2 separate regions of the Homo sapiens genome follow, and region 2 is linked to region 1. Evidence: read pairs that join two places in POLR2A ChIA-PET (ENCODE). Cell type or tissue: GM12878. All regions are shown on one strand. Links, peaks and the distances in the headings refer to the core of each region. The heading gives the core; the rest is flanking DNA.

Evidence for each region. Peaks named below come from ENCODE experiments on the same cell type or tissue, not always from the same donor. Only the 100,000 strongest peaks of a DNase experiment are listed, where the experiment ranks them.
Region 2: POLR2A ChIA-PET joins it to region 1 with 6 read pairs; 3 of 35 experiments call an interaction of 5 or more read pairs at or near these places.

What each region holds. Positions count from the first base shown.
Region 1 is chr6:56,602,473-56,607,862 of GRCh38, reverse strand. DST (dystonin) reads left to right here. Exons shown (of 104, transcript NM_001374736.1): 40 at 1-4,026; 41 at 4,150-4,299; 42 at 4,443-4,658; 43 at 4,832-4,981. Among named protein-coding and RNA genes, the nearest start is that of DST-AS1, 240 kb to the left of the region's middle. In GM12878, for the core only: no CTCF peak of the experiment used is centred there; no DNase peak of the experiment used is centred there.
Region 2 is chr6:56,808,364-56,813,753 of GRCh38, reverse strand. The region is part of intron 4 of DST (dystonin); the gene reads left to right. Among named protein-coding and RNA genes, the nearest start is that of DST-AS1, 33 kb to the left of the region's middle. In GM12878, for the core only: no CTCF peak of the experiment used is centred there; no DNase peak of the experiment used is centred there; H3K27ac peaks cover 1,950 bases.

The DNA of each region.
Region 1 (5,390 bases), core at 293-5,292:
TCATCTGGTGTATTTCTTAATAATGCTTCAGGTAGAGAAAAGGATGAATGTACAGCTACACCAAGTAGTTTCAATAAATGTCACTGTGGAGAACCTGAACATGAAGAGACTCCTGAAAATAGAAAGTGTGCTATAGATGAAGAATTTAATGAAATGAGAAATACTGTTATCAATAGTGAATTTTCTCAGTCAGGAAAACTGGCAAGTACAATATCAATTGATCCTAAAGTTAACAGTTCACCCAGTGTGTGTGTTCCCAGTCTCATATCATATTTAACACAGACTGAACTTGCAGACATTAGCATGCTTAGAAGTGACTCTGAAAACATACTTACAAACTATGAAAATCAAAGCCGAGTGGAAACAAATGAACGTGCAAATGAATGTAGTCATTCTAAAAACATTCAAAACTTTCCAAGTGATTTAATAGAAAATCCTATTATGAAATCAAAAATGAGTAAATTCTGTGGTGTGAATGAAACAGAGAATGAAGATAATACAAACAGGGATTCACCTATCTTTGACTATTCCCCCAGGCTAAGTGCCTTGTTAAGTCATGATAAATTGATGCACAGTCAGGGAAGTTTTAATGATACACACACCCCAGAGAGCAATGGAAATAAGTGTGAAGCCCCAGCCTTATCATTCAGTGACAAAACCATGTTGTCAGGTCAAAGAATAGGAGAAAAATTTCAAGACCAGTTTCTGGGAATTGCAGCTATTAACATCAGTTTACCAGGAGAGCAGTATGGACAGAAATCTTTAAATATGATTTCTAGTAATCCTCAAGTACAATATCACAATGATAAATACATTTCAAATACTTCTGGTGAGGATGAAAAAACACATCCAGGTTTTCAGCAGATGCCTGAAGACAAGGAAGATGAGTCTGAAATAGAAGAGTATTCCTGTGCTGTGACTCCAGGGGGTGATACTGATAATGCCATTGTGTCTCTTACTTGTGCTACACCATTGCTTGATGAAACCATCAGTGCTAGTGACTATGAAACGTCACTGCTGAATGATCAGCAGAATAACACAGGAACAGACACTGATAGTGATGATGATTTTTATGATACTCCCTTGTTTGAAGATGATGACCATGATTCTTTGCTTCTTGATGGTGATGATCGTGATTGCCTGCACCCTGAGGACTACGACACACTGCAAGAGGAAAATGATGAGACGGCTTCTCCTGCTGATGTTTTTTATGATGTCTCAAAAGAGAATGAAAATTCCATGGTTCCCCAGGGGGCACCAGTTGGTAGCTTAAGTGTGAAGAACAAAGCACATTGTCTTCAGGATTTCCTTATGGATGTTGAGAAAGATGAATTAGATTCTGGTGAAAAAATACATTTAAATCCTGTTGGCTCAGATAAGGTGAATGGACAGTCACTGGAAACTGGATCAGAAAGGGAATGCACAAATATCCTTGAAGGTGATGAATCTGACTCATTGACTGATTATGATATTGTAGGAGGAAAAGAGAGCTTCACTGCATCATTAAAATTTGATGACAGTGGCAGTTGGAGAGGAAGAAAGGAAGAGTATGTAACTGGACAGGAATTTCACTCCGATACTGATCATTTAGATTCTATGCAAAGTGAAGAAAGTTATGGGGATTATATATATGACAGTAATGATCAGGATGACGATGATGATGATGGCATTGATGAAGAAGGAGGAGGTATAAGAGATGAGAATGGAAAGCCCAGGTGCCAAAATGTGGCTGAAGATATGGATATCCAGTTGTGTGCCTCTATTTTAAATGAAAACAGTGATGAAAATGAAAATATTAATACAATGATTCTTCTGGATAAAATGCACAGTTGTAGCTCTTTAGAAAAACAGCAAAGGGTAAATGTTGTACAGCTAGCATCACCTAGTGAAAATAACTTAGTTACTGAAAAAAGCAACCTTCCAGAATATACAACTGAGATTGCTGGAAAAAGCAAAGAAAATCTGTTGAACCATGAGATGGTACTTAAGGATGTATTGCCGCCTATCATTAAAGACACTGAATCTGAAAAAACTTTTGGCCCTGCAAGTATTTCACATGATAATAATAATATCAGTTCAACTTCTGAATTAGGTACTGATCTAGCAAACACAAAGGTTAAGTTGATTCAAGGGTCAGAATTGCCAGAATTGACTGATTCTGTGAAAGGTAAAGATGAATATTTTAAGAATATGACACCAAAAGTTGACTCATCTCTTGATCACATCATTTGTACTGAGCCTGATTTAATAGGAAAACCTGCTGAGGAAAGCCATTTGTCATTGATAGCCTCTGTAACTGACAAAGATCCTCAAGGAAATGGAAGCGATCTCATTAAAGGGAGAGATGGCAAAAGTGATATTCTAATAGAAGATGAAACATCAATTCAGAAAATGTACTTGGGTGAAGGAGAAGTGCTTGTAGAAGGTCTAGTAGAAGAAGAAAATAGGCATCTCAAACTTTTGCCTGGTAAAAATACAAGGGATAGTTTCAAGTTAATTAATAGTCAGTTTCCATTTCCACAAATCACAAACAATGAAGAACTTAATCAGAAAGGAAGCCTTAAAAAAGCAACTGTAACTCTTAAAGATGAACCAAATAATCTACAAATAATAGTTAGTAAAAGTCCTGTTCAGTTTGAGAATCTTGAAGAAATTTTTGACACATCAGTTTCCAAAGAGATTAGTGATGACATTACTTCAGACATTACATCGTGGGAAGGGAATACACATTTTGAGGAGTCATTCACTGATGGACCTGAGAAAGAGCTTGATCTGTTTACTTACTTAAAACATTGTGCTAAAAATATAAAAGCAAAAGATGTAGCCAAACCAAATGAAGATGTCCCAAGCCATGTTTTAATAACTGCCCCTCCCATGAAAGAACATTTACAATTAGGAGTTAATAATACAAAAGAGAAGTCCACTAGTACCCAAAAAGACTCACCTCTTAATGACATGATCCAAAGCAATGATCTTTGTAGTAAAGAAAGCATCTCAGGAGGAGGAACAGAAATTTCTCAGTTCACACCAGAAAGTATTGAAGCCACACTTTCAATATTATCTCGTAAACATGTAGAAGATGTTGGGAAAAATGATTTTCTGCAGTCGGAGCGGTGTGCAAATGGATTAGGAAATGATAACTCCAGTAACACTTTAAATACTGACTATTCATTCTTAGAAATTAATAATAAGAAAGAAAGAATTGAGCAACAGCTACCAAAAGAACAAGCCTTGTCTCCAAGATCCCAAGAAAAGGAGGTTCAGATTCCTGAATTGTCTCAGGTATTTGTGGAGGATGTAAAGGATATCTTAAAAAGCAGGTTGAAAGAAGGTCATATGAACCCTCAAGAGGTTGAAGAACCTTCAGCCTGTGCAGACACTAAAATTTTAATTCAAAATTTAATTAAAAGGATTACCACATCACAGTTGGTAAATGAGGCATCTACTGTGCCCAGCGACTCTCAAATGAGTGACTCTTCTGGAGTTTCCCCCATGACTAACTCATCAGAACTAAAGCCAGAAAGTAGAGATGATCCTTTCTGTATTGGAAATCTTAAGTCTGAGCTTCTCCTTAATATATTGAAGCAAGATCAACATAGCCAAAAAATTACAGGAGTATTTGAATTGATGAGAGAATTAACTCATATGGAGTATGACCTAGAGAAAAGAGGCATTACGTCTAAAGTACTTCCACTGCAGCTTGAAAATATTTTCTACAAACTGCTTGCTGATGGATATTCAGAGAAAATAGAACATGTTGGAGACTTTAATCAAAAAGCATGTTCTACATCTGAGATGATGGAAGAAAAGCCACATATTCTTGGTGATATTAAAAGCAAAGAAGGAAACTACTATTCTCCTAATTTAGAAACTGTAAAAGAAATTGGACTAGAAAGCTCTACTGTGTGGGCATCAACATTGCCAAGAGATGAGAAGCTCAAGGATCTGTGTAATGATTTCCCAAGCCATTTGGAATGTACTTCAGGGTCTAAAGAGATGGCTTCTGGAGATAGCTCAACCGAACAAGTAAGTTGACCTATACATTTTATACAGAAAAAGCTGCATGAACCATGTGAGAATAATCCCATACATTTGCTTTAAACATCTGCATAAAGGTTATTGAATTAAAATGTCCAACTTTGTTTTTAGTTTTCCAGTGAATTACAGCAGTGTTTACAGCACACTGAAAAAATGCATGAGTATTTGACATTGCTTCAAGATATGAAACCCCCCTTAGACAACCAGGAATCTCTGGATAACAACTTGGAAGCTTTGAAGAATCAACTTAGACAGTTGGAGGTAAGAATTGTCTACTGCCTCTTTATGGATGGTAGTCAGCTGATGTATGACTGGGAAAAAGAAGCAGAACACTTCTATGTTTCATGTTTATATTTGGGTTTTTCACTAAATAGTAAATAGGTCCGGGATATATTTCTTTGCAGACATTTGAATTGGGATTAGCTCCAATTGCTGTTATTTTAAGAAAAGATATGAAGTTGGCAGAAGAGTTTTTAAAGTCTCTTCCCAGTGACTTTCCCAGAGGCCATGTTGAAGAATTGAGTATTAGCCACCAGAGTTTGAAGACCGCCTTCTCTTCCCTCAGCAACGTGTCTTCAGAAAGAACGAAACAGATCATGCTTGCGATCGACTCTGAAATGGTAGGCATAAAATGTCAAAATTTTGATTTATGAAGAAAATTTTATTATTTGAGGATTTAGTCATAAGCTGGAGTATTTTAGTTTTAGAGTGCTAACTCTTAAACCACAGTCATTATTTGTAAGAATTTGACATTTTGGGGAAAGATAACTGAATGCACAATTTTTTTTTCTAGTCTAAACTAGCAGTTTCCCATGAAGAATTTCTGCATAAACTTAAGTCATTCTCAGATTGGGTATCAGAGAAGAGCAAATCTGTGAAGGATATTGAGATTGTGAATGTTCAAGATTCTGAGTATGTAAAGAAACGTTTGGAGTTTCTCAAGGCAAGTATCAAAACAAAGATGACAAAATATATTTCAAAAACTATGACTTTAATATATAACAAGTGTTTAGAAAATATGACTTTGCTAAGGCTACAAAGGATTATTTCCTTTCTTTGTCTCTAGAGATGTCTTTATTCATAGTTGACACAACTATAAAATAATCACAACTTTAAGGGTATCATTCTGATGCTATCCCAAAAGCCTTATCATACTCTTACACCACTGACATGTTGAGATTTTTATTTATATATTTATTTATGTGTTAGTCACATAAATATATAATAGTATGAATTAGCCATATAAAAATCATCATGTAAATACATAATAATATTTGTAGTACAGTCATGCATCACTTAATGATGGAGTTACATTCTGAGAAATGCATTGTTAGGTGATTTTGTGTTTTGCA
Region 2 (5,390 bases), core at 102-5,101, 210 kb before region 1:
CACCATCTCATTTTTGAATTTTCATTTCCCCTCCTTTGCTATAGCAATTATCCATTAAGAACTGTTTTTCTGAAATTCGGCTGGCTTAAAAGAATGTTTTTCTGAAAAGCGTATCTCAAATTTATATTTCAATTGCTTGTTAAATAGTAGGAAACTAGTTTTATTATTTATACGTGTTTTATTTGTATTGTAAAGGAATAACTGTTGGTAGGTAAAAGAACTGGAATATTTTAAATATTTCTTTGTAGTTTCTTTAGGCAAATTTGTATTTCTTAAGAAATAGCATAAGAATTAAGTATATTAACATCGAATTTTAAAAAGTATTTGCTTCGTAAGTGGACATTTTATTTTATTTTTTTTTTTATTATTATTATACTTTAAGTTTTAGGGTACATGTGCACAATGTGCAGGTTAGTTACATATGTGTACATGTGCCATGCTGGTGTGCTGCACCCATTAACTCGTCATTTAGCATTAGGTATATCTCCTAATGCTATCCCTCCCCCCTCCCCCCACCCCACAACAGTCCCCAGAGTGTGATGTTCCCCTTCCTGTGTCCATGTGTTCTCATTGTTCAATTCCCACCTATGAGTGAGAACATGTGGTGTTTGGTTTTTTGTTCTTGAGATAGTTTACTGAGAATGATGATTTCCAATTTCATCCACGTCCCTACAAAGGACATGAACTCATCCTTTTTTATGGCTGCATAGTATTCCATGGTGTATGTGTGCCACATTTTCTTAATCCAGTCTATCATTGTTGGACATTTGGGTTGGTTCCAAGTCTTTGCTATTGTGAATAGTGCCGCAATAAACATACGTGTGCATGTGTCTTTATAGCAGCATGATTTATAGTCCTTTGGGTATATACCCAGTAATGGGATGGCTGGGTCAAATGGTATTTCTAGTTCTAGATCCCTGCGGAATCACCACACTGACTTCCACAATGGTTGAACAAGTTTACAGTCCCACTAACAGTGTAAAAGTGTTCCTATTTCTCGTTAAGTGGACATTTTAAATTAAATGAGAATATTTGCATCTAGGGTTGTAATATGGTAGTATATTGTGAGGTTTGATATTCAAGACTGTTTTATTCCAGTGTTTTATGGCAGAATTTGAGATTTTCAATAATGTCCCACATTTAAGACATTTGTCTACTTTATTTAGCACACATGTTTCAGAATATTAAAAGCTGTTTTATTGGCAAGTAAATCTTAGTTTAGATCTCTCATTTGAAATATTTCATCCCTTATAAGATTTACCTCAGAATGTTTTCTCCTCCTATAGAATACAGTTTATGTTTCAGGTTTACTCTTTTTAGATGTTTTTCTGAAAAATTTTATTTTAGATTTATTAGTAAATTTTCATCTTAATTAGAATGAGTTATGACCTGATTAAGACATTTCTTTCACTTCTGTCTTTTTTTAGCCAGTAGAAAAACATTTGAGTTTATTTTTAAGGGAGTGATTTCAGTTTCAAACAAACAACAAGAAAAGCCTGATATAAAATTAAGTAAGCTGTTTAAAAAACATGCTATCCATGTTACAGAACTGTGAAGAATTTTTGTCAGATTTATATCAGTTGCCATAGAATATTTTCTTTTTTCTTTTCTTTTCTTTTCTTTTCTTTTCTTTTCTTTTCTTTTTTTTTTTTGAGTCAGAGTCTCTTTCTGTTGCCCAGGCTGGAGTGCAGTGGTGTGATCTCAGTTCACTGCAATCTCCACCTTCTGGGTTCAAGCAGTTCTCATGCCTCAGCCTCCTGAGTAGCTGGGACTACAGGTGTGCTCCACTACGCCTGGCTAATTTTTTTTTTTCGTATTTTTAGTAGAGATGGGGTTTCACCATATTGGCCAGGCTGGTCTCAAACTCCTGGCCTCAAGTGATCTACCTGCCTTGGCCTCCCAAAGTGCTGGGATTACAGGTGTGAACCACTGTGCCTGGCCTGCTTTTGTCTTATCAAGGAACTTATATTTCTAATCACTTTATCTATTAATAAAGAAGTGAGTGCTTTCTCTTGTTTTCAAAGTGGTCTTGACATTGATATATCAGATTGTGGTTGGTGAAAATGAGAAAGACCTTTGGCAGGTCACCTTGTGTTTACCAGGCAAATGGGAAAATAAGGCTGACACAGTTTCATCATCAGCTGGTAGTTAACTTTAAGCTTTGTTTTTTTCTTCTCCATTTTAAATGAAAGATAGTATCCAATTTACAAATGGATTTGCTTCACAGTTTCTTTTTAAATGGGCTTAAATGGATCTCATAATAGCACATTTCCTTAACATGTTCTGTTAGGAAACCAAGGCATAATATTGATGATGCTATAGCATCCTGACGTTTTACTTCATTCCATTCAGAAAATCCAGAGCTGGGTCCATGGCCCATTTCCTTCTGGTAGCAGGGGGAGAGGACCTGGCTTTTCTCTGGATCCCTCCCTGGTGTCAGCTGAGAGACTTTCCTGGCTTACTCCTTTCTCTACTGTCAGGGACCCAGTACTTCCTGCTTCGTCTCTCAGGTTGGGGCTGGGAACATGCTCCCCATCCTACCTTTTTTTTTTTTTTTTTTTTTTTTTTTTGAGACAGGGTCTTGCTCTGTCGCCTAGGCTGGAGTGCAGTGGCACAATCACAGGTCACTGCAGCCTCTACCTTCCAGGCTCAAGTGATCCTCCCACCTCAGCCTCCCAAGTAGCTGGGACTACAGGTGCATGCCACCATGCCTGGCTAAATTTTGTAGTTTTTGTAGAGATGGGGGGTCTCACTATGTTGCCCAGGCTGGTCTTGAACTCCTGGGCTCAAACGATCCTCCTGCCTCTGCCTCCCAAAGTGCTGGGATTTCAAGCAAGAGTCACCATACCCAGCTTCCCATTCTACTTTTTTCTCCCAGGTTTTTTGCTGGTCAGAACTCCTTGAAAACCTGAGGTGTTCCAGCCTGAAAGGAGGCTGTATCTTGTTCTTCTTAATGAAGATGACATGATGTAGCAGGAGGAATAAAACACATTTGGAGTCAGGATACCTGGAGTTACCCTGATACTGCCTTTTTTTTTTTTCCCTGTGAGACCCTGAGCAAATCATTTGCCTTTTAATTTTGGTAGGGGTGGTGGGTGTTTAGTGTATGTGGTGTGTAGTTTGCATTATGTTACATCTGATGTCCCTCACTGCTTTAACATTACATACCACATATTTCAGAAGAGGATTTGCAAATATGATCACATATTTCAGAAGGGGATTTGCAAATTATTAGGTTCTTAAAAGGTAGGAACATAAGATTTTTAACATAGAATTTATGAACTTTTACACATGGTTGAACAAGAAACTCCTTAGAATTCAGATGTTTATACTTGGGTATGTTATGAATAACTGACATAGTCTCAGTGTATTACTATAAAATGCTGCCATTTCTGGAAGGGGTGGTATCATGTTGTGTGTAGATATAATACATATATTTTTAAGAGATGGGAGTCTTGCTCTATCACCCAAGCTGGAATGCAGTGGCACAGTCATAGCTCACTGCAGCTTTGAACTCCTGGGCTCAAGCGATCTTTTCATCTCAGCCTTCCAAGTAGCTGGAACGTGCCACCATGCCTGGCTAATTTTTTATAGAGGTGGGGTCTTGCTATGTTGTCCAAGCTGGTCTCGAACTTCTGGCTTCAAGCAGTCCTTCTGCCTTGGCCTCCCAAAGTGCTGGGATTACAGGTGTGAGCCACTTTACCTGGCCCATAAATATATTATAACTAAAATTTGCTCTTTAACTGTTTACTGAAAGTACGGGTTGTCATCCTTTTATTTTCTATAGGCCAACACGTTTAGTGCTACTAGGAGACAAAAATAATAAAGTAATACTGATAGGTAAAAATGCTATATTTAAAATTCCTAAAAATTTGCATATCAAAATTTAAGTTGTTCATATAATTTCTTAGGGGAAAATGAAGCAGAAAGAAGTTTATTTAAAAGTTATACCCTTGTGATTGAAAATCTGTCTAAAATATATCAGTTTCTTTTCTTGTTCTAGTTCAAGGTGGTAAACATAATTAAGCTTTATTGAGTATCTTGCCACAGAATGAATCATGAATGGTTACGTTTACTATGATTTTATCAATGATCTATGTGGAAGGTGGGAGATTAAATTAAATGTGTGCAGGCATCAGCCAAAAATTTATTAAATATTTTAATGCTTTACATTTTTTCTTTCAGGTAGAACTATGAGAGATAGTATATTGCAGGCTCTAATTTCTTTGGTTTCTAATGTTTGACTATATAAGAATATAATCATCATAAGATGGCAATATTCATTATTAAATTTAATTTATGCTACCACTCAAATGGTTAGGTTGTGAAATAAGATTGTTTAATAGTGTTTGAAAGATTTGTATACCCCTGAGACTCTAGCTAGCACCCTGACTGATGCCCTGACAGAAAAAGATGATTGGAGCATTCAGAAGTTATGCCTCACTCGGGGAGGGGCAGTTGAGATTTGTTCCCTGATACCAGACCCATTCCTTGAATACTTTGTGACTGATGAGATTGACTTTGGAGTGGGAGACAGAGAAAGAATTTGGGGTGCGGTAGTATCTTGGAGGCTTAAGGGAGAGCACCAAGAAGCAGATCACAGGGCAGAAGAGGGATGAGTGCCTTTCAAGAGAAGGTGGGGAGGTTTGAGAGGAGTGAGTCAATAGTGTAGAGTCCTCACACAATCCTGCCTCCCAGCTGTTCCCTTTGCCATCAGATGCTGAGTGATTTGACATTACAGATGACCATGGAGGGCAGTGTGGGTGATGAGGAAGGCTGCACCGCACTGTGGGATTCACATTAGGCAGTCCAATATAAACCAGACTTACACCAGACTCATGCAACAAATTTGCCCACTAGCCATTATTCACAAATTACTGAAGTTATCACTGACTGATAAACACAGAATACCAGCAGGTGGGAGGAAATGTTGTCTAGTTTCTATTATTAGCTTGTGCTCCATCTGCTGATTATAAAAGTTTCACTGGTTCATTTATTTTAACCTCTCAATTGAATCTTACTGCAGGAAAACAAATTGTAGAATACATCTTACTAGTTGTGGGAAATCAAATTTAATTTGAATAGCAAAAAGTAAATAGAATGATATTTTATGCTGAATCTAAGTAGCCACATCCGTAGTCTTCTTTATTAAAGGAATGTTGGGTTAGCTCAATTGTGGATAATTTTATTATTTTCATTTAGGAAACAATTACAACATATTAGATAAATGGTAAATCATTTTTTACCCTTTCTTCTCCATGATTTAAAAAATAAGAATGGAAAACATGAATTTTACATTTTTTTCCCACTGCATTAAGTTTTATTATTACTGTGGTTTGTTTTTATTTCAAACTTTTCATGTTTCATGTCTCTCAACGCTTTTTGTCCTC